3 separate regions of the Mus musculus genome follow, and all the other regions are linked to region 2. Evidence: chromatin loops called from intact Hi-C (ENCODE). Cell type or tissue: gastrocnemius. All regions are shown on one strand. Links, peaks and the distances in the headings refer to the core of each region. The heading gives the core; the rest is flanking DNA.

Region 1 (8,159 bases), core at 1,762-6,761, 190 kb before region 2:
ATAGAGCTGAGGATGCTGGTACCCATAGAGAGTGTGCTCAGATAGAGCTGGGGATGCTGGTACCCATAGAGAGTGTGCTCAGATAGAGCTGGGGATGCTGGCACCCATAGAGAGTGTGCTCAGATAGAGCTGGGAATGCTGGTACCCATAGAGAGTGTGCTCAGATAGAGCTGAGGATGCTGGTACCCATAGAGAGTGTGCTCAGATAGAGCTGGGGATGCTGGTACCCATAGAGAGTGTGCTCAGATAGAGCTGGGGATGCTGGCACCCATAGAGAGTGTGCTCAGATAGAGCTGGGAATGCTGGTACCCATAGAGAGTGTGCTCAGATAGAGCTGGGGATGCTGGTACCCATAGAGAGTGTGCTCAGATAGAGCTGGGGATGCTGGCACCCATAGAGAGTGTGCTCAGATAGAGCTGGGAATGCTGGTACCCATAGAGAGTGTGCTCAGATAGAGCTGGGGATGCTGGTACCCATAGAGAGTGTGCTCAGATAGAACACTCAGGTCCACTAAAGGATAGCCATCCCCAGAGTGCAGAAACTGGTGGTTAATAACCGTTTTTATGAATGAGGCTACAGGCAAGAGTCCTCAGGTCACCTGAGAGTCTCACTTCTCAATCCCTGGGCATTGTCTTTAAGAGAAAGAAAAGTGACCAGTGCTCAGCAGGTAAAGGTCTTTCTGCAAATCTCTGACCTGAGTCAGATCCCAGGACTCACTTGGTGGAAGGAGAGAACTGACTCCTGCAGGCTCTGCGTGCCACACACCCAGACTCTCTTATATACACAATGAAACACTGTAAAATATACATTAAAAAATACAATTCTAGCCGGGCAGTGGTGGCGCACGCCTTTAATCCCAGCACTCGGGAGGCAGAGGCAGGTGGATTTCTGAGTTCGAGGCCAGCCTGGTCTACAAAGTGAGTTCCAGGACAGCCAGGGCTACACAGAGAAACCCTGTCTCGAAAAAACAAAAACCAAACCAAACCAAAACCAAAACCAAACAGTCTTTAAAAGAGAAGAAGTGTTCACCTGCAGGTTTCCTAGGCTGGAGCTGTCAGGCTTGAGCCGGTCTCTGTTTTCTCTTACAGCTGCAACATTATTCCTCTCCAGAGATGACTGTTTCCTGGGATCTGCCTGCAGGAAGCTGCCTCAGCTGGCCCCGTGCTTGGGCCTGGAGGCGTTTCCTCGTTCTCTAGGCTCCCTTAAGTGTAAGGATCTGGAGAAGAATGGTCGAAGCCTGGGCATCGAGGTGGAAGAGACGCTTTGGCTGCCTGATGTAATCTCTCTGGGTTGAGGCATTATTAAAAGTGTGATTTGTGCCTAGCTACGTCTTGTGCAAATTAGGCCATAGCCTGTCTGGGAATTCTCTAGATTATGAGCCAGTGAGTGGGGATGACTCTGGCGAGTAATGATTTGATGTCATTTTCCTTTTGGAGACGGACTCAGTGTGTAATCCTGACTATCCTGGAATTCCCTGTGTAGACCAGGCTGGCCTTGAGCTGACAGAGATCCCCCTGCCTCTGCCTCATTAGTATTGGGATGAGAGGCATATACTGACATGGCTGGCTAGACTCTGAGGAATATGTATTATACATATATAATTTATACTTATTTTTGAGAATTTCGTACATGCACATAGTACATTTCTATATTTCCTGTCATCTCAAGTCCCTCTCAGACCTCCCCTCGTACCCACTTCCCAGGTTCTTGCCCTCTTTTGTTTTTTTTCTTTTTAAATAAATAACCTACTAAGTGCCATTTGTGCTGTCAGTATATTCATGGTGTGGGATCTTCCACTGGAGGAATGTGGTCAACCTTCCAGAGACCACACCCCTAACCTCCACAGGACTTGAGTACCCCTACTTTTTCTTGGAAGCAGGGTCTCATGTAGCCCAGTCCAGCCTCAGATTTGCCTTGAAGCTGAAGATGTTCTCTTCTGCTGTCTCTCCCTCCAATGTCCAACTGCAGTATCACCCACCGCCTAGGGGTGGGGGCTTGCTGGAGACCGGATCTCACAAGTTCAGACTGGCCTGGAGCTCAGTGTACCCGCACTGGCCTTACCCTTGGGATCTTGCTGCCCTGGTCTCCTGGTATTATAGTGTATGCCACCAAACCTTGTTACAGGTTAGAGAAACTGTCAGATAAAGCCAGTCTTGTAGCTGTGTGATTGTGACCACTGTCAGTCCCACCAGGATGCCCTGTGAGCTCACAGCCAAGCCCAGGAGGAGTTGGGAAGGAAGTCCTGCGAAGCAAACGAGTTCCTGGGCCGCAGTCCGGTTGATTCTTGGGTGGGAAACTGAAAGCCGGAGCTCAGACTCTAGGCAAGTGTCCCTCCGTGGGCTGAGCAGCTGGCAGTCTCTACCCTGGAGCAGTGCTTTGAGAGCCTGATGCATCCTCTGAGGCTGAGGCTGTGGAGTCACCGTAGCCCCATTAAGAAATCAGCAAAGACCAGGTGTGGTGGCTCAAACGTTTTAATCCCAGCACTCAGGAGGCAGGGGCAGGCGGATTTCTGAGTTAAGGCCAGCCTGGTCTACAGAGTGAGCTCCAGGACAGCCAAGGAAGGCTACACAGAAAAATTCTGTCTCAAAACAAAATTTGCAAAGGTCACAGGTCACGAGGCCTTGCAGGTTACCCAGTATGATATTGGCTTCCTCTTCAGTAACCCACTGGAAACCAGCAAGCTTCCTTTACTTCTACAGTAAAAGACCCCGCAGATGGGCCTGATTTGGCTTTTATAGTTGAGCCTCCCCACCGGGCGGTGGTGGTGTACACCTTTAATCCCAGCACTCAGGAGGCAGAGAGAGGCAGGCAGATCTCAGAGTTTGAGGCTAGCCTGGTCTACAGAGTGAGTTCCAGGACAGCCAGGGCTACACAGAGAAAACCTGTATGGAAAACAAAAATAAAACAAATTTAAAAAACAAACAAAATTGAGCCTCTTGGGATCAGCATGGGAAGCTAAGGAGTGCTTGCCTGTTGCTGAGGTGACTGCATTGATGGATGCTGCTTTGCTGCTTCCTTTCATATTCTGTCTTTTGAGATGGTAAAATTGGTGTGGGTGACTCTGTTTTTCTTCCTTTCTCCATGTGCCCCAGTTATCTCCCCAGTTGCCTCCCGTTTCTGTTTTGGATGTCTGGTCCTTTCTACAAGGAAGCTTGCGTCCTTGCATTGGATTTCCGCGGGATGGAGGCAGAGACCAGCTTTGTCTGATGGCAGTCAGTACTGACATGTGCTTCCTGCTTTGAGTCCGCACACACAACTCAAAAGCCTCCCCTAAGCTGCTTCATCCAGACAGCCTCACGCCACCCCTCTCCCGTAGCCAGACTGGCTCTGTTTACTAGGGTTTGCTGTTTCAGTTGTGGGTTATAAATCCAAGTATTTTCCAGACTCTTTATAAGTCTCACACTGTAATAAAACACAGCTTGTACCATTCAAGAGATAGGCATGTGATCACCAGCACTGGGGCGTGGTGTGGTGGTGGACTTGTCCATAGTCATTCATATCCTCTCTAAGAGGCTGCAATAGGCCTTGCACTGCTCAGAAAGCCACCTTTGGGCTCCCCTATGACTTGCTTCAACAGGAATAACGCTAATGGATTTTTTTTTTTTTTTTTTTAAAGATTTATTTATTATTATATGTAAGTACACTGTAGCTGTCTTCAGACACTCCAGAAGAGGGAGTCAGATCTTGTTACGGATGGTTGTGAGCCACCATGTGGTTGCTGGGATTTGAACTCTGAACCTTCGGAAGAGCAGTCGGGTGCTCTTACCCACTGAGCCATCTCACCAGCCCCAACGCTAATGGATTTAACCAAGCTGGGCTTGCGTGGTAACAGCAAGATGGTGCACTCTCCACATAACTTCAATCCCAGTTTACTAAACTTCTCTGCATGCTGTGTCCTGGTGAGAAGGTGGGCAGTTGTGTGTAACACCTGTGAGGCCAAAAAAATTGGGTTTTAGCACTGGGAGAATTTTATTAACTGCTTCATACCACTTCTTGCCTGGCTTCCTGGAGAGGCATGAGCACACATCTGTTCACCTTGCACTGATGGCAAACTGAAGGAACCCACCCAAATCAGCCCTGTGAGCCCGTGAGCCTCCTGGGGTTGCTTAGAGGCTCTCTCGGCACTATGGATATACAACTCGCAGGCAGCTAGCTCCACTGAAATCTCCTTTCACACAGTAAAGTCTTGTGTAGTCCAGGCTGACTGAACAGACCCTTCTGGCTTCATCTGCCTAGTTCTGGATTTGTAGGTGGGACATCATGCCTGGCCCAACGTCTAGTTTTTTGTTTTGTTTTGTTTTTAAGATTTATTTATTTATTTATTACATGCAAGTACACTGTAGCTGTCTTCAGACGCCCCAGAAGAGGGAGTCACATCTCATTACGGATGATTGTGAGCCACCATGTGGTTGCTGGGATTTGAACTCGGGACCTTCGGAAGAGCAATGAGTGATCTTAACCACTGAGCCATCTATCCAGCCCCCAACGTCTAGTTTTTATTTATGTATTTATTTATTCATTCAATCATCCGTTCATTCATTTATTTATTTTACTGCTTTTATGACCTCCGGAAGGGCTTCCTGACACTTGAGGGAACCCCACCACCCAACCCCCACCGAGTTTTTTGAGCAGGTCTCCGTTTCCCCTCCCCTACGAATGCCCAATCTGGAGAAAATAACTGCAAACACTACTTTCGTTACATCTTGTCCAACTTTAGGAAAGTCAGAATCGCCAGTGTAGGGGAGTAGCTCTTGTGGAAGTGTCCTTTAGGAAAAAGCTGTGGCGTGAGCTGCTAGCCCGGCAGGGGGCAGGCTGGTCCGCCTCGAGGCCGCTTTCTGGGCACGTGATTACCATCCTGCTTCCTTGCTTTCCTGCGACTAGCCGTTGCCATAGGGACGGAGCTTGGTTGGCAACCGTCACTAGGGAGTATGGACAGGAGCCCCTGGAGGTCTCTTGGGATTTCCCGAGGCTGGACGACCCAAGGCTTTTGAGAAAAGAAGTGGGAGCGTCCCTGTAAGTGCGAAGTGGAGGGTGCGGCTCGGGTTGGGGTCCGGGCCAGGCAGCGGCAAGGGTGTGGGACCTGGGAGGTCCCCAGGAAAAGAAACTGGTGGCTCCTGGACCTCGTGGTAGGATAGACTTGCGCACCTGTGGCATTGCCCCCGCCTGGGTGTGGAAAATGTCAAAGTGGCATTTTTTTCAAACAAAAGAACTAAATTCTAGCTCTGTCGTAAGTCGTGCCTCCCAGGGCCACAAACTTTTTCATTTCCTTTTCCTTTTCCTTTTCCTTTTCCTTTTCCTTTTCCTTTTCCTTTTCCTTTTCCTTTTCCTTTTCCTTTTCCTTTTCCTTTTCCTTTCCTTCCTTCCTTCCTTCCTTCTTTCTTTCTTTCTTTTTTTAGAAAGATTGTGCTGGCCTAAGAACTCGAGTGATCCTCCTGTCTCTACCTCCTGAATCGCAGTATTACAGACATGGGCCTAGCCCCCTGCTCCCAAACTCTTGCTTCATGTAGGTGCAAAATGAGAGAATGTATCAGAGGAATTAAATTTTTTTAAAAAATGATTTTATGTGTGAGACTGTTTTGTCTGCATGTATGTATGTGTACCACCTATGAAGTTCCCGCAGAATACAGAAGAGGGTGTCAGATCCCCTGAAACTCAAGTTACTTATGGTTCTGAGCGATCGTGTCATGGCTGGGAGTCAAACCTGGGTCTTCTGAAAGGGCAGCCAGAGTGCTCTTAATCACTGAGCCATCTCTCCAGCCCAGAATTAACTTTCTTTCTTTCTTTCTTTCTTTCTTTCTTTCTTTCTTTCTTTCTTTCTTTCTTTCTTTCTTTCTTTCTTTCTTTCTTTGCACATACCATGTTGAATGTGTTGATTTGGGAGTTAGTTTTCTCTTCTGGCCATGTGTTTCCCAGAGGAGGGGGCTCTGTCTACCTTAGACTTAGGGTCTCACCTGCCCCAGAGGTCTTTAAAACTCTCAGGTTCTTTGCAGAAAACTATTGCTTTTATCCCCATAGTACCTGATATCCCCCACCCTGCTTTTTTTTTTTTTTTTTTTTTGGCAAACACTTTGGGTGAACCTGTGTTGAGCATTTGACATGTATTGCCCCAGTCTGCAAATCATGTGAGAATGTAGGATTATCATTTTTATTTTTTTGCCTGTGAGCAAATTTGAAGAAAGGGTAAAATGGCTTGCGTCTAGTCACAGAACGAGGCTAGCGGAAGTTGGAGAGGAGGGAACCTTTAGCTGGCAAGCTTACACTTCAGTCATCAGCCCATCTCCCTCTCTTCTTCCTCCCAGCAGGGTTTTGCAAATGCTTGCCTTATGCATTTTGTTGCCTGTGGGAATATGAATTATTTAAAGTGAGAAGACTCTAAGATCAGTCCTAGAAAGATGGGAGGCCCTGGAAGTCAATATTTTAAAGATTTCTGAGACTTGAGCTGGGCTTTCCCAAGAAGCTGCCATTCTTTTCTTCCCACAGGAAGGGACCAGAGCTGCTTCTGCCCATTTCGACGTGTTAGCACCTCAGGAAGCCGGCACAGGAAATAGAGGGACCTGCTGAATCTACGTTAAAATTTCTGTAGCGGAAACTACAGAAGAAATGTCAGATACAGAAGAAAACCCCCTAGAAGAATCAAGAGAAAGTGGAGAGATGGAGGAGGAGAAGGAGGAGAAGAAGGAGGAGGAAGAGGAGGAAGAGGAGGGGGAGAAGGAGAAGGAGGAGGAGGAAGAGGAGGAGAAGGGGAAGGAGGAGGAGAAGGAGGAGGAGAAGGAGGAGGGGAAGGAGGAGGAGAAGAAGGAGGAAGAGGAGGAGAAGGGGAAGAAGGAGGAAGAGGAGGAGGAGGAAGAGGAGGGGAAGGGGAAGGAGGAGGAGAAGGAGGAGGAGAAGGAGGAGGAGGAGAAGGAGGAGGAGAAGGAGAAGGAGGAGGAGGAGGAAGAGGAGGGGAAGGGGAAGGAGGAGGAGGAGGAGGGGAAGGAGGAGGAGGAGGAGGAGAAGGAGGAGGAGGAGAAGGAGGAGGAGAAGGAGGAGGAGGAGGAGGAGGAGGAGGAGAAGGAGGAATATAATCCAAGTTTTGAAGAAGATGCTCTGCAGCAGAGCCTAACTGAGGGCTCACTGTCATGGGAGGAGTCTCAGGAGGATGGAGAGGGGCTGGAGGAGTGGGTGGAGAAGGAGGAGCAGAGAGAGGGAGAGGAAGTGAGAGGGGAGGAAGAAAGTGAAGTGAGAGGAAGGGAAGAGGAAGAGGGATGGGAGGAAGAGAAGAGCGGTGAAGAGGAAAAAAGTGAGGAGAGCGAGAGAAGTAAGGAAAGGGGAGGTGAGGAAGAGGGCCAGGAGAAGGAAGAGGCGGAACATGAGGGGGAAAGGGAGGAGGGAAGAGAAGAGGAAGAGAAAGAGAAGAGTGTGGAGCGGGAGGAGGAGGAGGAGGAGGAAGATACTGAGACAACTGAGACAAAAGCTGGACGAGCCAAGGAGGAAAAGAAAGAGAAGCAAAACAAAACAGCCCTGGTGGACAATATTGTCATCAGCCATGAGCCACCCAGGTCAAGCTCCTCCCTGGTGAGTCCTCCCCAAGCTCATCCACCCACTTACTCAGAATCATCCTCCCTGGTGAGTCCTCCCCGAAGCTTGTCCACCCATTTACACTGAATTGTCTGTCGCTTGGTGCTTGGCATGTGCCAGGCTGTGGGAGTACAAAACCAAAGTGAGACAGTCCCGAGGTTGGAGAAACAGCCAGGCCATTAAGAGCCCTAGCTGTTCTTACTGAGGGCTGAATTTTGGGTTCCCAGCACCCATGATGAAATGCCTTATAACTTTAGATCCAGGGAATTAATTCAATGTCCTCTTCTGGACTCCTTGAGCACCTGCACAACACACACACACACCACATAAATACACACATTAAAGAGAAGAGAAAACCATATGCTAAGTTCAGTAATTTTGAGATGCCTAGGAGGGTGGTTTAATCCAGTTTGGAGGCAGGTCAGTCCAAGCTTCCATGAAGTGTGTACCTAACTTGTAAAGGGTCAGTAGGTCAGCTGAAGGTCTTGGGACTGAGTTCCTGTGATATAATAGTGTGAATTTCTCACAGCTTGCTCCCCCCAAGAAAGAACCCAGCCCTGGTCCAAGGACAAGACTCCTAGTGGTGTTTCCAAGAGCCTACT
Region 2 (8,159 bases), core at 2,037-7,036:
TCCACTCTCAAGTAGACAAGCAGGGTGAGCGTGAGCAGCTTGCTCCCCAACGGAGCGTGAGCAGCTTGCTCCCCAACGGAGAGGAGAGGAGAGCAGAGCAGGACCTGACCGTCCGTGCCTGCTTCCCTTTGCGTTGGGGGTGCTTTACCAGTGGAGATTCAGGAGCATCACCAGGACAAGTGAAGAGGTGATGCGGTTGAATTGATCAGTGAGTGACCCAGAGCTGTAATCAGCAGCCTGTACTCTCTGTGTTGGCTTCCTTTTGGAGAGAATGAACAAGAGTCGGTGTCTAATTTACCCCAGCGAGCAGAATCCGTGATCCAGTCCTGCCCTCCTGTGTTCTTGATAGCCCAGTGCTTTCCTTCTGAGGCTTGCACTTTAATTTTCATTCCAAAGCAGTCTTTTGCCAGACCGCTGAAGAATTCATGGTTTGCTAACTCCATCCAACAAAATTGTAAGAGGGGCCTTTGTTGTCCTGTGAACTTCCTGTTTTGTGTCAGCAACCCTCCTTCTAGGAAGGGGGGGGGTAGGGGCAGAGTGTATGAAGACGTCTTCATGGAAACATTAAGCAATTGTTTTAATAACTGGGTTTAGAAGCACTGGACCAGCAGTCCTAAAATGAGTAAGAGCTAGACCATGGCTGTCTCATGGGGTGGAGGCTGGGCTAAGTACCTGGCAAATGTCCCTTGTGGTCATGGCCATGACACAGGAAGCACACGGTTCAGAAGTATGAGGTAGAAGAAACTTCCAGGTACAGGGCCAGTGGTCTCACAAGCTCTCTAGTATTTCTGGCTATAATTTAAAGAAGCCTTGTAGTTGGACTGTCTGAAAGATGTGTAGACCAGGGCGGAAAGCAGAAACCTGATCAGAGGCTTTTGGGTGCCCTGCTTTCTCATGGAGTGACTGCCTCTGCTGCTGCCTTATGGAGTCTTTTAAAGTAGCTTTTCCTAGTTTTGTGGGAAACTCGACTTGTGGTGTAAGAAGGGCTCCTATACACATAGCCCCTCTTCCCTCTGTGAGGTGCCAGAGAGCACATTAGGAAAGAAACAGACAGAAATTATAACACATCCACCACTGAGCTGCACTCCCCAGCCTTCATCACTTTGTAGCTTTTGCCATCGTATAACTATGAGCGATGGTGTAGGACTTGTCAGTCATCCATTCTGTGTACCAGACAGGGTTTTGGACTAGTTTCTTTATGTGTGTATAGCGCCACTTGCTGGCTGTAGAGATGTTGCAGAAATATGAGATGGTAGAGGCTTAGAAATGCATATTTTCCTGCTAAAATTTGACTTTGTTTGCCATAAGTATTGTGAATAAGAGAAACATCTCAGCAAGCGGTTGGGGAGAACCAAGGAATGCTTGCACTGTTTATATATAGGTCAATATCCTTTTCTGTACCTGCTACTCTCATCATGATACCTACCTGCAAGAGCTGTGTGTGTAGTCTGATGGGGAAGAGGTTGACAGCACACTGCCCCCTTTTTCATAGGTGCACAGCGGAGGTATGATTGGCCTAGGTTAGCCCACTGGTTAACTCTCACAGATCTTGAGAGGGCACTAACATCTGTTTCTTCCTGGAGCCATGGGTCCAACACAGCTCTTTGTAGTCACTCTTCTTTTGAAGTCATCTCTGAGATAGTACTCAGTCAGATTCTGGTACTAATGAGCACATGGCACAACCATGGACTCCTGGCTGTCACAAGAATGGAGTATCAGTTATAGAAAAAGTGTTTTTAGTTTAGACTTGCTCCTTAATTTCATTTGAATACTAGAACTGCACACTGGCCAGACCTGAAATTGCTAGAGGACCTTGCTCCCCATGGGAAGACCGACTGACTGTGTTGAAGACAGGCTCTGTCTGCAGCCTTCTCTGGACTAGCCCACTGGCTCTTACAGCTCTGATGAGCTCCACTTCTGTTACCTCGTCATAGTCACCAGCCAAGCAGGAGCAGTGCCTCCTCGCTTCTCCTTGGCCTCAGCTTAAGTTTTAGCCCCTGCATTGGTGTTCTCTCACACAACTCCTGGATGGCACGGGCCCGCGTCTCCCTTCTCTCCTCCCTCAGCTCTTAGGTCTTTCCTCACAGAGTAGGTGCTGAGCGCTCCTGGCTGAGTACAGAGAAAGAAAGCCATGGCCCTGCCACTGCGACCGCATGTCAGGTGCCTGCTCCAGCTCCCTCTTCCATGTGTGTGCATGTGTGGGCGGGTGTACATACACATGTGTGGGTGGGTGTACATACACATGTGTGGGTGGGTGTACATACACATAAACAGACAGACTTTCAACTAACCCTTAGTTAAATCACTGTGGAGGAGATGGCATTGTTTGATTATACCCAATAAACAGAAGCACCAGAACACCCCTTGCCAACGTAGTTGCACAGCTGGGGCGGAGGGAGTACAGGCTCCAGTCCCTTAGCTAGGGCCTTATGCTCACAGACGGATGATCAGTTACATGGGCAGGTTAGTCATGCCTCTGGAGTGGCAGCTGAAAGAGGAGGTGGAAAGACTCTTCAGGTTCCTGACCTTTGGCCAGAGACTGTTGCTATCGTTGTATTCTCAGATGCTAAGAGGGTGTGCTGGGACACTTTTTAGGGACGGGTCACTGTGCTCTTTCTTTTTAAAAAAATGCTTATTTTTATTTTGTGTGTATGAGTGGTTTGCCTGCATGTTTGTAAATGCATTGCATGTCTGGTGTCTGTGGAAACCAGAAGAAGGCATCCGATGTTATGAAACTGGACTTACAGGCTATTGTAAGCCACCATCTGGGTCCTGTAAACTGAACACCAGTCCTCTGTGAGAGCAGCAGCAATCACTCTTTAGTGGCTGAACTATCTTTGAATTGCTGGGGCCATCTCATTCTGTTTCACAATCCACAGCCTGGGCACTGATAGTGTGGGTGGAAAGATGAAGAGTTCTGCCAGGTATTTAATGGGAAACTCTCCTTACATCCCAAGCTTTCGGGTTCACTTTATGTCTTGCCTCTTTGAATGCTTCTGCTTCCTTGACTGGTACATCTCTGCCACTTGTGTGACCTTTCTGAGTAGGTTTGGATAAGGGGCAAAGCTGTGACCTGCCATCAAGTGGATGCTTTTCAGCACCATATGAACTAAAGATAGAGTCTTACTGTCTCAACCCATCAGGCCTAGGAGAGAGAGGTCAGCACTGGCCCAGAGCAGATGGTGTAAGACCAAGTAGAAAGAGTAATGACCATGTGTGTTAGACACCAAGCAGAAGGGGCTCGAGCATCTCAAAGCTCTCATTAGTGCTATCTTTAATGTAAGAGTATGCCTCAAAATTCTCCAAGAATTGGATCCTGGAAAGATGACTCAGTGGTTAAGAGCACTTGATGCCCTTCCAGAGGTCCTGACTGCAGTTCCCAGTACACACATCAGGTGACTCCGGTTCCAGAAGACCTAGAGCCCTCTTCTGGCTTCCACACATCTGTCTGTCTCTCTGTCTCTGTTTCTGTCTGTCTGTCTTTCTTCTCTCTGTCTCTGTCTCTCTCTGTCTCTCTCTGTCTCTCTGTCTCTCTCTCTCTCTCTCTCTCTCTCTCTCTCTCACACACACACACACACACACACACACACACACACACACACACAAATTTATAAATAAATCCAAAGAAGTTCTTGTACAGTAAGTTGAGAGCACTCACTAACTAGGCTAGTAACAGGCAACATGAGCTCCCTGGTGGCACAGCCATCTTGGCAGTTGAGTTTCCCAGGTGCTATGCCAGCAGCTACCTCAGCAGCTAAGTGGGATCACTTCCTCAGATGGCTTGAGATAGGCTAGAGGTGACTGAGAATAACACAAGTGGCTAAGACCTGTTGCGAGGTAAAGTGTCTAGTTTCCATTGTTAATCTGTATTAGTCTAGGCTGCCTTGAATTCAGTCCTCTGCCTCTACCTCCTGAGTGTAGGGATTAAAGATGTGTGCTGCCATGCCTGGCAACATAGCTTTTCATGTTGAATTATAAGAAATTTTAAGAGTATGCAGGTTCCCAAAGAATACAGGAAATACATGTCTGATCACCCTCTTAGCATGTCTTCTAAGCCCAAATATTGTCACACCCCACTGTCCCCATATGCTCTAAAGAAATCCCAGAATGACTGTTCTGTCAAGCCTGGCCTATAAATGGTTCAATTCAGGGCTCTCCAGTCTGGAATGATTTGGTTTGCATTTTATTTTCTGAAGAGCCACTGACTCTTTCTCTCTTTCTTTGTCTTGTTTTCCAGTGGGAAATTAGTGTCTCCAAAGTGGAAAAATTTCAAGGGCCTGAAGCTCCAGTGGCGGGACAAGATCCGGCTCAACAACGCCATCTGGAGGGCATGGTATATGCAGTGTAAGTGTGTTGCCTGCCAGGCAGATGGTGTGTTATGCTCCAAGGGACCTCAGTTCTGTGGCATCAGAGCGCTACATCTTGGAGCATCTTGGGTCCATAGCCTGCTCTTTTCAGTAGAATCTTTCATACATAGTCTATGTGATGAGAAATCAAGCTACAACACATCCCAGGAAGCAGGGCAGTCACCAGCCATCAGGCAGTCACCTAACAGAGAGTCTTGAAGGGCAGACATGAGAGCCTCCCTGACCACAAATACATGCTGGGTACTTGGCCCTCAGGTGTAATGGGTTCTTTTTAGGAGAGATGGGAGAATGTAGCCAAGAGGTGACATTTGAAGAGCCAAAGAACAGTTTCTATTTCCAGCAGTTTAAGAAGACATAGACACTGCTGTACAGCTCTTGTCCTTGGTTAGGTTGAGAATAGGAGGATGCAGGCTTCAGGAGCAGGGTGGGCTCTTCCCACTTATTGGCTGCCTTTGTGTTGATGAGCAACTTTATTTCTTACTCAGATATTACTGCCATTCGTTGCCTTGGGCCTGCATGCTTTTATTTCTCAGAACTCTACATTTCTCCAGTGGTAGAAGGAAATAACATTCCAGGGTGTAGCAGTTTGGGTAGAGCTCCATCAGGGATCTTGGTACAGTTATGATGTCTCTCTTCTCCCAACCCAGATTTGGAGAAGCGCAAGAATCCTGTGTGCCACTTTGTCACCCCACTAGATGGCTCTGTTGATGTAGATGAACACCGTCGGCCAGAGGTATTTAACCAGCAAGTAATTGAATAGATGGTAGGTAGGAAGGAGGATATTGGGAAAGGAAAATTGCCTTTATTTCTGAAGATACAACCCACCAAAGGACCAAGCTCTTTGACAGAAACTGTAGAGAACAGGGAAGCCTGTGCTGTCCTATTACTTAGCATGACCTGGAGGAGGAAGGGTAGCCTTCAACGGTTTCCAGCCCGCAGAGATTCTATCCTTAGGCAAACTGACCTTACAGGGCCTCCTTCTCTGCGTTCACTTAAAATTGGTATTTCTTCTGAGAGTTACTCAGGAAGGACTGGCTCTGGAGCAATTAGTTAGCTGTAACTCAGAACAAGAGCTCTAGGTTCCATCCCCAGGACCACAAGCAAAGCAGCCACTCTAGAAGAAGTTAGGGAGAACCAAGCTTCTCCACATCAGCTGGAGACACAGCTTACTTGGTAGAGTGCTTTCCTAGTGTGCACTAAGCCCTGGCTTCCATTTCTATCACCACACAAACTGAGCATGGTGTCAAAAGCCTGTAGTCCCAGCATTTGGGATAGAGAGTCAGGAAAATCAGAAGTTTAAGGCCATTCTTGATGCATAGAGAGTTTGAGGCCAGCCTGAACTTCATGAGACTCTATCTTAAAAACAAACAAAAAACCCCAAAAACCAAGCCAAACAAACAAAAACTTAAAGATAGGAGATGAGAAGAGATTAAAGAAAAAGTGGCTCATTTTTATTTTGTCTTATTATTTTGGTACTTCTAAAGGGCAGAATCCAGGGCCTCTTATATGTCAGGCAAGGTCTATACCATTGAGCTATACCTCCTCCCTAAAAGTAAATTTTAAAAAATGTATATTAAATTTATTTACTTGTGTGTGTGTGTGTGTGTGTGTGTGTGTGTGTGTGTGTTTGTGTATGCATGTGTCACAGCATGTATGTGGAGGTCAGAGGACAACTTTTGAGAGTCCTTGCTTTTCACCACATGGGTCCCAAGGATCAAACTGAGATCCTCAGGGTGGATGAGAGGCACCCTTACCCACTGAGCCTCTCACCAGCGCTCATTTTCTCCCTTTGAGAACATGGCAGCTGCTGCTGAAAGGGGCATTTGTGGGCCACCTGTGAATTTCCTTAGCATCCTCGGGCATCCCTTCAACGCTCTCTGAGTACTGTGTGCTTTCCCTGTACCCAGTGCAGAGTCACCCCTGGGGTCCTACATTTTAGCTAGGGTGTGAGAAGAGGTGTGCTTAGTGAGTGAAGCTGTAGTTTCTCAAACAACATGGGCATTTTCTGACCTAGAGAACCCTCTGAGGCCACCTTAGTGATGTATCCTGGGTATTCATGGGCTGTGATTTGATCATCATCCAAGACCTGCTTTTCATTTTGGCCTCTTGGTTGTAGGCCATCACCACAGAGGGCAAGTACTGGAAAAGCCGCATTGAGATTGTGATTCGAGAGTACCACAAGTGGAGAACCTACTTCAAGAAAAGGGTAGATACTGGCCAGGGCTCCCAAAAGAGCATGTTCTGGAAGCTCTGGACTGGGGGTGGGGGTTGAGGAGATGGAAGATGGGAGGATATTCAGGATGTGGCCTGAGACTCCACAGCTGCCCCGTCAGTCATGGAACATGGAGCAATATTCAACATTTTAAGCACCAAGTAGTGGCTGTGGTTTCCTCAGTCATAAAAAGAGCTGTTTCCTTCTTTGTGCCCACATCCATGGGATGGCAGCCAGCAGGATCCCATTCCCCAGCTCACTTCCCAGAGAATTCACTCACATATAGGGAGATGAAGTCTGGCATCTCGGAGCTCTTAGTGGCTGCCTCATCTTGCTCCCTTTGCCCACAGCTGCAGCAGCACAAGGATGAGGACCTTTCTAGCCTGGCCCAGGTAAGCGAGCTCGAGATGCGGCTCTGTCTGTCCGTGTCTGAGTGAGTCCTGGAGTGGGAGGCCAGACACAGGACCAGCTCCTCACATGGAGGTCCTGCAAGTGCCCACGAAAGCCGGCACGCTCTGGTGGGTGGGTTAAGGGAACAGCTCTCAACGCCTCTACCCTCTTGCTTTTTTCAAGAAGCAGCCTTTAATGCACGCCAGGACTGAGAAGATAATTCAACTGCCCTTTGATTCTTCTTCTCCTCTGTTGGTGCTAGGACGATGACATGCTGTATTGGCATAAACATGGGGATGGCTGGAAAACCCCAGTCCCCATGGAGGAGGACTCACTGCTGGACACAGACATGCTCATGTCAGAATTCAGCGACACTCTCTTCTCCACACTCTCTTCACACCAACCCGTGGCCTGGCCCAACCCACGAGAAATAGGTAAGTGTAGTCTCTGTCCTTGGACAGCTGGCTTCTTTCTCAGTGAGGATTCCTCTGGGCCAGGCTTTGCTTCAGGGCACCTCTAAGCTGCTGTGTGGCACTTAGTTAGGCTAGGCAAGAAAAGAAAAAGATTGTTCAAGCTCTTTATCTTAGGGTCCTGTGCAGTTGCATAAGAGGAGCCTGGGACTGAAGCCTTACAGAGGTGGTCATTGTTCCTTTAGTCCCACTGTGAGAAAGGAGCAGGCTCTGATCCCAACCCATTTTATATTTATGTTACTGCCTAAGTGTGGGATATGTCAGTACCAAAGCCTAGGCTGTAGGGTGGGCACTACTGCACATGGCATTCCCCACCCGAGGCCTTCAGTCTTGAGTCCTCAGGGAAGAGCTGCAAGTGAAAGTGAGAACAAGGATGGGGCTGTGTGGTGTAGAGCAGGGTGGAAGGTTAGGCTACTCATAGCTCATGGTGATCCCAGCACTGTCTGTCTTTTCTGCCTTCCGAGGGTAGAGAGAACATATCTAAGAATAGCCACAAACCCCTGAGGATGTAGACATCCCAGCCAGCTTCCTACCGTTTTTAGGAGGACCAGGAGGATCTGTTCAGAACTAAAAGTATATTTTCCTTTGACCTTATTTGAGGTAAAAGTGTCCCCCTCTCTCACTTGGAATTATTGCAGCACATCTGGGAAACGCAGACATGATCCAGCCAGGCCTGATCCCTTTGCAACCCAACCTGGACTTCATGGACACCTTTGAGCC
Region 3 (8,159 bases), core at 1,470-6,469, 160 kb before region 2:
CTTTGAGTTGCACATTTAATTTCATTAGCGAGTTACTCACAGCAAACTGTATCCTGCACAGACCATAAGATACAATGTTTCCTTCGCAAGGCAGGTGCTGTAAAACCAGACAGCACTGTCTTCCAGGGAAGCGCTAAGTTAAAGTACCAACATCACCAGCAAAACACACTGACAAGGCCAGGAAAGGACATTTGCTCACAGTGTGAGCTGAAATAGAACAGCAAGGTATCATCTTGTCCAATCTCAGGGCAGAGGGGTTCCTGTGGAGTTTTTGCCAGTCTGCACACCCATGTGTCCACAGATGACTGGGGCAGAGCTGGCTTGATTCTCAGGTTACAGAAGGCAGGTAGGAGAACTCACAGAAGCACAGTCTGCCAACAACAGACGCTGATTACAGTTTGAAACGACAAAAAAAAAAAAAAAAAAAAAAAAAAAAAAGCCTTGCATGGACACATGCCTGCCCTGAGATGAACATGACGATCTTGTTTGACAAAAGCGTCTGGAACCTTCTGTGTTCAAGTTCAGAGACAAACTGCTGGCTTTTTTTTTTTTTTTTTTTTTTTTTTTTTTTAATGTCAGTTTGCCATAGAGGAGGGAGCCTCAATTAAGAAAATGCCTCCGTGAGATCCAGCCATCACTTCTTCATTAGTGATTGGTGCTGGAGGACCCAGCCTAATTTCAGGTGATGCCATCCCGGGTGCCAGGTATTGGCAATCCTTTAATCCCAGCACTGGGGAGGCAGAGACAGGCAGAACACTTGTGAGTTTGAGGCTAATCTGTTCTACAGAGTGAATTACGGGACCGCCCAAGCTACACAGAGAAACCCTGTTTCAAATGACAAAACAAAAAAAGAAAAGAAGAGAAAAGAAAAGAAAAGAAAAGAAAAGAAAAGAAAAGAAAAAAAGAGAAAAGAGAAAAAGAAAAGAAAGAGAAAAGAAGGAAAAAGAAAGTAGGCTGAGCACTCCGGGACAAGCAAGCCATTGAGCGGCAAGCCCATGGATTCTGCTTCAGCCCTGCCTCCAGGTTCCTACCCTGCCTTCCTTCAGTGACAGACTGTGATGTGGAAGTATAAGTGGAATAAACCTCCTCAAGTTGCTTTTGGAAATGGTGTCTTATATAGAAACCCCAAGACACAAACCTAGGGTCTTCTTTTCTCTTCTCTTCTCTTCTCTTCTCTTCTCTTCTCTTCTCTTCTCTTCTCTTCTCTTCTCTTCTTTTCTTTTTTCTCTTTTCTTCTTCTTCTTCTTCTTCTTCTTCTTCTTCTTCTTCTTTCTTCTTTCTTCTTTCTTCTTTCTTCTTTCTTCTTTCTTCTTTCTTCTTTCTTCTTTTTACTTGTTTTTTTCGAGACAGGGTTTCTCTGTGTAGCCCTGGCTGTCCTGGAACTCACTCTGTAGACCAGGCTGGCCTCGAACTCAGAAATCCACCTGCCTCTGCCTCCCAAGTGCTTGGATTAAAGGCATGCGAGTGCCACCACTGCCCGGTTTACCATAGCATTCTTATGTTAAGGACTGAAACAATTTCTTCTGATGGGACAATACCTTACTGTCAAAGGACATCAGGGTAATTATTTTATGCTTTTCACCTAGAGCACACTTCTACTTATGTCAGACTAAGGGTTTAAAAGACTCTAGGAGAGAAGCTGGACAGGTATAAGTAGTAATTAGACAGTCTTTTGGTGGTGAGTTGTTGGTTAAGATCACTGGCTGCCTTTCCAGAGGACCTGGGTTCGATTCCCAGCACCCACATAGAAGCTCAAAACTGTAACTCACAGCCCCACACAGACTTACATGCAGGCAAAACACCAATGCACACAAAATGAGTTCGAGGCCAGCCTGGTCTACAGAGTGAGTTCCAGGACAGCCAGATCTATACAGAGAAACCCTGTCTCGAAAAACAAAATAAATAAATAATCTAAGCAGTGTAACTGAGCATAGCACATGGCCCTCACTCGACTCAGGAGCAGTCCACCTGTGGGTTTTCAGCCATTTCTGTTTTCTGTCCTGTTGTATTTATATTATAATGCTATAAAATGCCACACAGATACATGTTTTGGTTCTATTAGCATCATCATGATTACTGACTGCAACTTATAACCTGTCTTCGAAACACAGACGTTCAACAAACTTGTGGGGAAATTTAGCCAGTCTGTCTTTCACTTGAAGTTACCACAAGTACTGTCGGCAACAAAGGAAGGGAAGCTGGTTGTCTGGGACATACACTACCCATCTTCCACCTCCTCCTCCGCCATCTCGGCCTTCCCTTTCATCAAGCCTCGTAAACTGGTCCATTTACAGAAGGAGGCCATCACGGTGCTCATGACAATCGACAGGTAATGAGTCTGATTAGAGAGGATCCTGGTGAGATCACAAATGTATTGTAGACCTCTGATATATATATATGTGTGTGTGTGTGTGTGTGTGTGTGTGTGTGTGTGTGTGTTTACATATATATTTACACACATATATAGATAGATAGAGATATTTACATAGTTTTCTCCCTCTAAATCCCTCCCATCTACCCCTCTTTACCCTTTGTGAATTTCATGGCCTATTTTTTTTTTGTAGCTGTTGTTACATCTTATGCAAAGTATATTTCTAAATGTATAGATACAGCCCAACAGTCTGTACATTGCTGCTTGTATGCACACACTTTCTGGGCTGGGCAGTCGGTACTGGATAGCCAGTCAGGGGTTCTCCCTGGGCAGGACTACTCTTCTCAGCATCCCCAGTGCCCATGGTTCTTTGTTAAACCCCTTTTGTTTATAGATTCCTAGATGCATAGAGTATTTCTGGGGAGAGTTGTAATTGACCACGGGCATTAGCTGCCTCTCAGGAGAAGAACTGAGCATTTTGAGGGTTTTGTTTGTTTGCTTGTTTGTTTGTTTGGACAGGGTCTAATAGAATAGCCCTGTCAAGCTTGGAATTCACTGTGTAGACCAGGCTATCCTGGAACTCAACAGAGATCTGCCTCTGCCTTCTCAGAGCTGGAGTTAAAGGTGTGCATCACTGTGCCCAGCCCCTAAACGAGACTTTTGAAAAACTCATGGACACACATCATGTTTAAAAATTCCATGTTGGTGAAACAAAAGCTATCTCTTTCTCTCATGTGCTACTAAAACCTGTTTCATACCCCCCAATTTCATACATTAAATTTAAGAAAACATGGCAAGAGGCTACTCTTGCAGAAGACCAGAGTTCAGTTCTTCACATCCACGGGGTAGTTTACAATCATCTATAACTTCATTTCTAGTGGATCCAGCACCGTCTTCTGAAGGCACCAGGCATACATTGGCACACATTCCTATATGTAGGCAGAAACTCTCATGCGCATAACCATTGTTCAAAATCTAAAATAATTAAAAAAAATAGAACTCAGATAGTTTTGTTATTTTGCTTGCACAATAACAGTTACATATTCTGTATTGGAGTTTTTGGTGTTTGTTTGTTTGTTTGTTTGTTTCGCATGGCTTCTTGAGACAAGGTCTCATTACGTAGCTGGTTCTGATCCTAAGCTTGTCTTCCTGCCTCATGCTCCCGAGAATCCCTAAGAGTTCCCTTAGCTCGTGGTCTACCACCCCACCATTCATATTGTAAATGTGCAATTCTTGGGTCTGAATTAAGCACTGGTCATGAAAACCTGAGGGTTCTAGCGCAGTCCCTGGGACCCACGTAAAGGAGGAAGCTGAGAACTGACTTCCCGGAGTTATCCTTTGACCTGCCGCGCACACGCTGTGCACTCCTGCCCACACCCCAATAACTTTGTAAGGGTTTCATGTACACTGCTCAGAACATGTGGAGCCCTAGGTTAAAGAAAAAGACAAACCAGCCATCATTAGTGTGTTAGAAACATTCCTGGGAGCTGCCCTATGGCGGGAGCCACCGTACAATCTGCCTCTGCTGAGCCCATTCACTTCCCGCAATGCCGCAGGGGCGCTGGACAGTCATGGCATCTGCGCGTGCCTTTACAAAGAGGTGTACAGTCGTCATCTCGGAGGCATGAGAAGACGTTTTAGAGCATAGATGGATGCTACACTCGACCTTCAGTTAGCTTCAGGGTAGAGGCTTTGAAGACCAGGCCTAACTTCCCACTCTCCCATACTAGAGGGCTTCACAAACACTGGGCGAGCAATGCTGATTCTGCCCAGCAGAGGCCAGTAAAGACAGCCCTAGCCAATTACTCTGCCCACCTGCCTTGCTTATTAATCAGAAATCTCACTTAATCAGCTTGCCTGACATCCGAGAAAATTTACTCTTTCTCCCTCTGTCATTAGAATTCTTTTAAAAAGATTAAAAAAAAAAAAAAAAAGCTCTCCTAGGATGGATTGGAGGGCTAGAAATAAAAGCCACATTGTCAGCTGGCCCCGGCGCTGTCTTTGCCTGTGAATGACAGGGTGTGGCTTTATGATGATTCTAACAGCAGAGTCTTCCTAGAAAGCAGACCGTGTCCCACTGCCCAGCCTCGGTGATGTGGGAGAGCTGTTGGATCGCTCTCCATGGTCACCTGTCGTTATATGGCAGTGACTGTGAGTCAGTCACCCATCCATGGTAAGAACATGCCATTTACGTTAGGCAACGCTGACTGGGCTCCCGTGTACTGTAGACATGGAGCCCAGATAGGTATAAGTGGTATTTGCTATATATTTACAATAAAAGACCCCCCCCCAGGACTGGGTTTCTTTGTTTATCCCTGGCTGTCCTGGAACTCACTCTGTACTGTAGACCAGGCTGGCCTCAAACTCAGAGATCCGCCTGCCTCTGCCTTCCGAGTGCTAGGATTAAAGGCGTGTGCCACCACTGCTGGGTTTTGAGCAGATCTCTTAACTTCTCTTTAGCCTTGGAGATGTAAAATGGTGTTTCAGTAAAGGCCGCTTCATTGGGCAGCATTGCATGGAACGTCACAACACATGGGCTCCAGGGTCTGCCACAGTTAGACGACGTTCCGTGGATGGATCTCGCCATGAGCACTATGGAACAGCCTGGTGTTTTTCTCTATTTCAGCTACATTGTCACCGGTGACATTAAGGGCAACATTAAGTTCTACGACCACACCCTCTCCGTGGTCAACTGGTACAGCAACTTCAAACTGGGCGCCATAAGGACTCTGTCCTTTTCAAAAACCATACCAAGCCTGCCAACCGAGAAGTCCAACCTCCCCACAGACTGCACTCTAAGAGGCGACCTTTTCGTTGTCAGGTGAGCCCTTAGTGAATCTAGTCATCTGGACGGCTGAGAAATGACTGGTGCCCCCTTCAGTTTGCGTGCAGTGCAACCAACCAGCGTGTCTCTTGTTCCTAGGAGATAGAATTGAGGGAACGCACCTTCCTAGTTAGTCTTAGAAACAGCTCCGTGGCTGCATTTAGTATTAGATTTTTAAAAAAAAATTAATTGTTGAGGATTTTACTATCTAGAAGCCGGAGTAACTGGAAGCTGGGTGGCTTTTATGCCTGGGTTCTCATCTCTTACTGCGCCTGGAGGAGTCCTTGGCTGTGGGTTAGCCTCATTTCTCAGAGCTAAGCTTGTCCTAGCCGCTGAGGTTAAAGGCGTTGTGGTAATTAATAGCCATAACATTTCAAGACTGAATTATCTGTGAGTCTGCTTAATTACCCTCGCTGTCTTTACAGGCCGTACACGGGCACCCAACTCCATATTTGCATACACAAATGAATATTTGCATGCGTAGATTAGCTAATTGTCCATCTGCATACTTAATGACTCAATTTACTGGTGGGAGATCGGGCTTTTTTTTCACTTGCAAATGGAGGCCGTTGGATGTTGGTGGTATATTTTTGGAGATGTTGGGTTAATAATGTCACCAAATTATAGACGACAAAGGCGGTTCACGGACAGCCGGAAGCAGAGCGCCTGGCATGGCCATTCCCTGCACACGCCGATCCTCTTGGGTCTCTCCTTGGCAAACAGGAATTTTATCATTGGGACGTTTGACGCCACCGTGTACCACATGACCGTGGATGGCACCAAACTTGAGAAGCTCTTCGTGGAACCCAGGGACGCTGTCTATGCCGTCTCCTGCCACCCATACCAACCCCTCATCGCAGTCGGGAGTGTCTGCGGGATGATCAAGGTGTGGGACTTCGAGAAGAAGGTCTATCTGTTCAGCAGGACCTTCGAGAAGGGGCTTGGAGTCCAGTGTCTGACCTACAATCCCGAAGGTACTTGGACTCTCAGCAGGTTCCATGATACCCAGAGGGACTGTCCCCGCCTCACACACATAGCTGAGCCTTGGTGTCCTTCCCAAGCTGCCTCGCTTCCCAGTTTCCCTGTGGAGGGTCTCCCTTCTGCTCATTGCTCCAGACTTACCTTCAGAAAGAAGGGAGTCCCTTTTCCTTTACCGTTCTCGGACTTGTCATTTCAGGAGCCCTGCTTGGAGCTGGATTCACCGAGGGGACAGTTTATATTCTTGATGCGATGTCTTTAGAAAATGAAAGCCCGGAGCCCTTCAAATATTCCAAAAGCAGCGTGTCCCACTGCTGCTTCTCACACGACTCCAATTACATGGCGACAGCCGTGAGTAGCCCCCTCTGTTCAGTGCTCGAAGGCTCAGGGAGTCTGGGGACAGTGGGGTTACGTCCCAATCAAGCTGTGACCCAAAGGGGAGGGGGAAAGGTTGGCGAGGTAGAAGAACTTTTGCGGGCAGCAAGAGCAGGGCCTTAGAATGTTCAGACTTGGATTCTGCAGCCCCAGGGGCTGGCCGGCTGTTGTGTTTCTGGGACCCCTTCTCCATAGCCCATTCTTCATCCCTCTGATCATTTTGACAAGGAAGTCTCATCATTGATTGATCTCAATGTCCTTCCTCAGGGTTTTGGATTCTGTTCCATCCCTCTGTGACTAGGGCATGTGATCTCAGACAAATGGTTCTGACTGTCCCCTGGTCTGCCTTTCTGTCAGATGTGGCAGTGGGGGGGTGGCGGTAGTGATGAGAAAGGCCCTCATTAGTCCACCTCCCCCGGCATCCCACTCACATACAGCCTGGCCTCTGGCTTGTACTCGCAGTACTGGTAAGGGCCAGAGCTGTCCTGGCACCCGGCATGGACACCAGCACCCCCTGCAGGCTGCTCTCTGCCACTCTGCCCTGTTTGAGTGTATCTAGACAATGTAGGGAGGACAACAGCAGAAAGACTGGGGCTCTCTGCTTTCCATGGGGAACTGCGTAAGAACATGGAGAGTGAGTCTGATGTCATACCTCCTCCCCTTCTGCCTTGATCTATGACCCAGTAGCCTTAGTCTCCCAGCCTGCAGAATGGGCAGGCATCACTACGTATTCTGCTGTGCTAAGATTTGTCTGGAGAACGTATCCCGAAGGCAAATGAGTCTGAAGACCACGAAGACGAGTCAGTCCTAGGTCCTAAAGTTAAGGGAACGACTTCTGCTCTTGCTCCCTTAGGACGTCAACTTCACTGTGGCCGTCTATATGGTGGTGGTCAAAAATGGACAAAGGGTCTGGGAGTATTTGGCAAGACTTCGCTCTCACCAAAACAGCATCCAAAGCCTCCTGTTCGGCGTCCACCTGGACAGCAATGAGCCCAGGCTGCTGAGCCTTGGGAAAGACAGATTCTTGGTGAGCTTTTCTGCTTGGCTTGCCTGATTGATCACCAGCACGGTCCTCCTTCCCACCCTCCCCTCCCCCAACTCGTTCCATCCCTGGCATCTTGTGTAGACCCCATCTATATAACACGTGGGAAAAAATGATTACAGGGTGACGTCTCACAGACTTTTTTTCCACATTGGCATCTCTGAGGTGATACCTCACGTGGCCCAAGTCTGGGAGCGGTGGTTTTTGCCACTCCATCTCTCCAGGAAGCTGAAGCAGGAACTCAGGGCAGGAACCTGGAGGCAGGCACTGAAGCAGAGCGCATGGAGAAGCGCTATCTGCTGGCTTGCTTTCCATAGCGGCTTGCTCAGCTACTTTCTCATACAGCCCAGGCCTCCTTGCCCCGGGGTTGCCTCAGGCCAATCTGATGGAGACAATTCCTCCGGGAGGTTCCCTCTCTGCTATTTTGTATGAAGTTGACAAAGGCTAAGCAGAGCAGTAGGGCAATAGGCGATGTTATCAAACTAAGGAAATCAGAAGCACTCATCCTGTCCCCCCACCGACCAGCAACCTCCCCCCTTGCCTCCCCTCCCCCTTCCTGCTTTCTTCCA

Evidence for each region. Peaks named below come from ENCODE experiments on the same cell type or tissue, not always from the same donor. Only the 100,000 strongest peaks of a DNase experiment are listed, where the experiment ranks them.
Region 1: a loop joins it to region 2, with 2.0 times the contacts of the local background. A loop is called at or near these places in 14 of 42 quality-filtered maps.
Region 3: it touches region 2 in a loop (1.9-fold over the local background); 10 of 42 quality-filtered maps call a loop at or near these places.

The regions. Positions count from the first base shown.
Region 1 is chr5:123,247,205-123,255,363 of GRCm38, forward strand. It overlaps Psmd9 (proteasome (prosome, macropain) 26S subunit, non-ATPase, 9), which reads left to right. Exons shown (of 6, transcript NM_026000.2): 6 at 1,089-2,922. The coding sequence ends at 1,116. Wdr66 (WD repeat domain 66) reads left to right here and starts at 6,584. Exons shown (of 21, transcript NM_001370840.1): 1 at 6,584-7,554. The coding sequence starts at 6,601. In gastrocnemius, for the core only: a CTCF peak has its summit at 4,798 (motif pointing right); a DNase peak (open chromatin) is centred at 4,845; H3K4me3 peaks cover 430 bases.
Region 2 is chr5:123,435,799-123,443,957 of GRCm38, forward strand. It overlaps Mlxip (MLX interacting protein), which reads left to right. Exons shown (of 17, transcript NM_133917.3): 2 at 4,238-4,344; 3 at 5,015-5,100; 4 at 6,484-6,573; 5 at 6,930-6,971; 6 at 7,232-7,403; 7 at 8,078-8,159. Among named protein-coding and RNA genes, the nearest start is that of Il31, 43 kb to the right of the region's middle. In gastrocnemius, for the core only: CTCF peaks have their summits at 4,323 (motif pointing left) and 5,043 (motif pointing right); DNase peaks (open chromatin) are centred at 4,330 and 5,049; H3K4me3 peaks cover 610 bases; H3K27ac peaks cover 3,309 bases.
Region 3 is chr5:123,281,242-123,289,400 of GRCm38, forward strand. Wdr66 (WD repeat domain 66) reads left to right here. Exons shown (of 21, transcript NM_001370840.1): 9 at 2,112-2,329; 10 at 4,998-5,192; 11 at 5,919-6,169; 12 at 6,373-6,524; 13 at 7,402-7,575. Among named protein-coding and RNA genes, the nearest start is that of Wdr66, 32 kb to the left of the region's middle. In gastrocnemius, for the core only: a CTCF peak has its summit at 4,144 (motif pointing right); a DNase peak (open chromatin) is centred at 4,136.